2 separate regions of the Homo sapiens genome follow, and region 2 is linked to region 1. A link is a loop called in an ENCODE intact Hi-C map of the cell type or tissue named here. Cell type or tissue: ascending aorta. All regions are shown on one strand.

The links. Peaks named below come from ENCODE experiments on the same cell type or tissue, not always from the same donor. Only the 100,000 strongest peaks of a DNase experiment are listed, where the experiment ranks them.
Region 2: it touches region 1 in a loop (2.3-fold over the local background); 2 of 110 quality-filtered maps call a loop at or near these places.

The regions. Positions count from the first base shown.
Region 1 is chr4:142,378,702-142,381,201 of GRCh38, reverse strand. All of the region lies in intron 7 of INPP4B (inositol polyphosphate-4-phosphatase type II B), which reads left to right. Among named protein-coding and RNA genes, the nearest start is that of INPP4B, 470 kb to the left of the region's middle. In ascending aorta, no CTCF peak of the experiment used is centred here; a DNase peak (open chromatin) is centred at 1,372; H3K27ac peaks cover 1,894 bases.
Region 2 is chr4:142,816,421-142,818,920 of GRCh38, reverse strand. All of the region lies in intron 1 of INPP4B (inositol polyphosphate-4-phosphatase type II B), which reads left to right. All of the region lies in intron 3 of USP38-DT (USP38 divergent transcript), which reads left to right. Among named protein-coding and RNA genes, the nearest start is that of INPP4B, 29 kb to the left of the region's middle. In ascending aorta, no CTCF peak of the experiment used is centred here; DNase peaks (open chromatin) are centred at 670 and 1,280; H3K4me3 peaks cover 834 bases; H3K27ac peaks cover 1,847 bases.

The DNA.
Region 1 (2,500 bases):
ATTTTTGCATCCTTTAAAAAAATCTGCCAGCAATTATTCAAATGAAAATAAGTGTACATTTTGATCCAGCAATGTTACTCTTAATTTTGAACCTCATAGAAACAAAACACCAGGACTTAAAGATATATGGAAAATCGTGGTTGAGTATTGCTTATAATGGTGAAAAATTAGAAAGAATGAAGGCTTATCAGTAGGGGAATGTGTGAATAAATTCTGATGCATCCACATGAGGTGATATAATGAAGCCTTACAAAAAAGAAGGATGTAATAAATTGGAGCTCTAAAAGCAGACTTCGAAGAACCACAAAATATTGCATGATTGGGAAAAGCAGGATGTTTCAGAAATAGTATTTAACATAATTCCACTTTAAAAAAACTAATAATGAAAAATGTATTTAGGTATGTTTATTTTTGTTTACATTTACATGATATATATTATATGTGACTATTATGAGTATGCAGAAAAATATGGGAGGATACATACAGTAGATGAAATAAGGAGAAGTAGATGAGGAGGTGAGGGAAAAATAAAGAAAATATGAAATAATAGCATAATAAAACACTTATGTTAATAGCCTTTCTGAAAGATTTTATTATTTCTAATAAAATAAATATCATTTAAAAAGAAGAGTGCCATTCCCATTACTTCTACACAAAATACATTGTCCTGAGAGAAGTGTCTCTTTTGCATCTTGAAGATTCAATACATCAGGATTGCCACAGTTTCCTATGGGAGGGACCGTTTTGAGCAAGTGATAGCCTGGAGAAATACTGATGGGTGTGAGACAGGGCTGTCAGTGCCTAGGGATAAGTGAGGGGCCTGCTCAACGTCTGTAGAGAATGAAGCAGCAGCTGAAAATATTACCAAGGTGGGTCGGAGCAGAAGAGGAAGAAAGTGACAGCCATTTGCAATACTTGATGAAGCCCCAGGGAACTCCTTGAAATAACTAGGGGAAACTTTAAAGGGAATGCGAAGATCTGCAACAGCATGTAGGAGCATGATCCTTTGCTATGTTTTAGTCAGTAAACAGGATAAGTAATTCATGTTTCACAGTGGATCTAGGAGCACTTATCTTTCTCCTGCTAACGCCAGTCAAGTGATCTGATAACTGACCACTGGGATTTGTGAGTGAAACTGGGACCCTGAACTTAGAGTTTATTTCTGCCTCAAGTTATTTCCCTGGACTCTGAGATATTTACTTCATTCTTACGACTTTCAAGTACTCTGCAGTTGTCACCATTTGCCTAGTGGCTTAGGCCTCCAGCACCTGGCTGGCCAGCTCTACCTGGTCTTGCCTACACAGTAGCATTCCTGGCACAGCTGTGAGTACAGGTGGATGCATATGAACCCTCAATCTGATGGTTGTGATCCCTTACACAGTGCCTGACGTGGACACTGAGGACACATGTCTTGCATGGCTTCCCATTACTGCTTGGCTTTGCCAAGCTGATATGTGATATATTGCCAAAATATTTCTTCTGACTAGAAAAGAGCAGAAACTAGTTATTTATAAGTAATATAAAATGTTAGTCTGCTTTGGCTAGGAATAGCTTTTAATTACTGTAAGGTTTTATAGGCTGCACAGCAGGAACAAAAGGACGTTTTAAAGAAACACAGGCTTTCCTTGGAGTCATGTGAATGGAATGATAATTGCAACTAGGTTGGGGTTGGTATTTAAACTCATGTGAAAATTATTTTTAAGCTTACTGAAAAAAGTTATGTGTACCAAGGCAGAAGGTGATGTCACATGCTGAAAAATGTTAGGGGACATCTGTTTCCACATCACAAAGAATTTCTTCTTATATTGCCATGAGCCTGATTCCTTCAGTTTCGTGGCATTAAGTAAAGCTCTCTTTGAAGATGTGCTCATTGAGAATGGAGCTAAATGCTGAGGTTGCAGCTGCTCACTATACCATGTCCTAAGGAATTCATAGTGTGAATTCACAAGGATATTGGTCTTTCTTACAAACTTGGGTAATGATGATAGAGACAGCAGCTTTTGGAAAGCCCTAGATAGAGTTGTATAGGAAGATATGGGGCCTATAGTGATATTTAAATTTTATGTAATGTACTGATTTTTAAAAAATTGCCATTTTGGGTTTTTTGAAAAGGGCACTGATAGTTATATCGGCATTTTGGAATATGAGGAAGCAGCTTCCTAAGAAAATATTAATTGGATAGGATTTAAGAATAACAAGAGCTAACTCACCACAACCCGCACCCCCTACCCCACTCAGGGAGTTTGAAACATATGTTAGCAACTACTACATTTGCTTTTCATTTTTGAATTTAAGTTGAGGCATAGTGAAATGTGCATAGCTGCTTGTTGTGGCTTCATAGCAACAAGGGTAGTGGGACCTCATGTTGGAAACTCTGGACATGTGGTTGTGTATTCACACATACACAGTGTTTTAATTATAAGCATGTGCATTGAGTGATATTCACAAAATTGTATGTATATGTACATTAAGTAAGGCTTTAAACTTTAAATCCTAGGCT
Region 2 (2,500 bases), 440 kb before region 1:
AGTGGACCAAAAACTCATAAGCCAATATGATATCAGTGGAAGAGACACACTATGGGTAAAAATGTAACAGAATGAAGATAAAAATAAAACAGGAATGTTGGGTGGTTGCTATTTTATATAAACTAATAAGGGCGAGGGGCTCTCTGATGTGAGAACAATTGAACAGTGACCTGACAGAGTTGTGGTGGTAGGAGGAGAAGAGAGTTGTAAGCAGCAGGCACAGCACTTGAAAGCGTATAGAGGCAGCTGCTGGCTACACGGATCGGGGCAGGAGGTGATCCCAGGAGCTCAACTAGCCACAAAAATTTTTATTGCTAATGCTGTATCAATTTCCTTTCTATATTGTCAATGAAATGTTTATAATAAAGATTTTGAAGTATATTATTTACTTTATTCAAATTTTGATTCCTACAGAAATTGTAATTCTGTTGAAATATAGATATAGATAGAACTGGAAATACACACACACACACACACACGTTTAAATTGCCTTCCTTTTTTGTAGAAAAAACAAGCCCTGGAATAGCCTCTGAGAGAAAAACCCATGGAAATTTTACTTTGATAAAATGCCAGTAATGGCATAAAAAGCTGCCCTGGTGTTGTTTCTGGGAAAGCAGGCATTTCTCAATGAAGGAGTGATGGATGGTCTTTGAAGTTTAAATGATATCAGAGAGGAAATGAAAAACTGGCCAGGGCAGGGGAGTAGGGGGGACTCAGTGACTACATGCAAGCTGCACATAGTTCAGGTTCTTCTCTCACACTTTTTCATACGATGCCAAGAGTAGCTGGTTTCTTATCATCTTTGCATTCTTTAACATTATTAGAGTTCCATTTCCTTACTATTCTGAAGACTTGATATTTTTCCTATCCTGTTGCTTTCTTGTTACTTAAATGTTTTCTTCCTCTCAATTTTTCTCTTTCCCTCCCTTTCACTCTCCACTTCTAGAAAGTGGGCCATTTATTTTTCTAATTCTAGTGAAAGGGAAGCAAAATACCACACAGCTAAGTTTATCTAAGAAGTCCCAATTTCCTGGTGTCTTTTATTGTTATTTTGGTTTCCTTTTAACGTCAATATATAGCAGTTATAAAGTAGGTTTAGATGTTTTTATATTTTTAGTCCAAATAAACCCGAAGTATAAAGTTGCACAATATGATGATGGAAGAGACCCAAGAAATGTTGTTATTTAAAACTGATTTAGTTCTAGTTGAAAGCTGACTTCCTGGGCGATGTGCTGCCAGTGAGTCTTAATCCCTGGCTTCATGGTTTGTGGTTTATGTGGGCTGGCATGCTAAGCATTTAATCGTTAGTCACCATTCTTTTCTGAGGCCTGTGTGGCCAAGGCATTATCGTCACCCTGTCACTTACCTAGACATGCTCCTTGGAAAGGAGGTGAATTGGATCCATTAAAAGTGTGAGAAGAGCTGGGAAAGGTCTGATGCAGCCGTACGTTCAAAGATTAAAGCACTCCATATGCAGTTTGACTTTGTAAAGCTTGGATAATCGAGGAGAAAGCAAGGGGGCTGAAGAGGCTTTGAGTGGCCTGCTCACTTGTCTGATGGAAACTCATCAGATATGTGACTGATAATTTTATTTCACACATCTTTAGTATTATGTTTTAAAGTTTTAGGGATGGCTGGAAACCTCACTAAAAACTCTTATACTGTAGTCAGAATGATCAACCACTTTGTTAAATGAATGAGTGCAATACAAGGTATAAGAACAGGCTTATCAACCACTGAGGAACTAATGAAATGCCATTTCCTCCCTGATCCCCATCTTCATTGTTATGTCCTTTATAATTTTTTATCTAGGACAACCATGTTGACAGAGAAGGACTGGTATGTATCAGTATTTTAAAGAGTTTTATTTAAACTGAAACCATTCTTATATCAATTCTTATTATACTAACTCATATTAACTTTACTCAATGAATCTGCAAAGACCCTATTTCCAATTAAGGTCACATTGTGAGGTCCAGGTAGACATAAAGTTTTGGGGGCACTATTCAACCCAGAACACTTCCCCACAAAACTCTAAATGTATTTGAAAGCGTGTATTATACCTTATTTGTTTCCCAATATCTAGAGTGGTATTTGGAACTCAGTAGGTACTTAATAGTTGTTAAATGACAGTTTTACTTTGAACATCCAAATATACTATTAAGAAAAAATAACGGGTACCTAAGAACATTTCCATGAGGGAAGAGTAATGGCTGAATATGTGTGTGTGTATGTATATATATATGTATATATATTTCTGTATGCATACGCATATGTAGGTATAGGTATATTTTTATATATTTATGCACAACTTTCTAAAGAAGTTAGGCACCATGGGATATTGTTATTATTTGTTTTTTTTAAGATGAGAAATAATTTAAGCCTGTTGCCCTAGAGAAATGACTGGAAGTTAAGATTTAATGGGAGAAGAGAAGATCCTTTAAGATCGTTACTAACTCTTAACTTCAACGATCTTTAAAGGGAAGATCCTTTTTCCTTC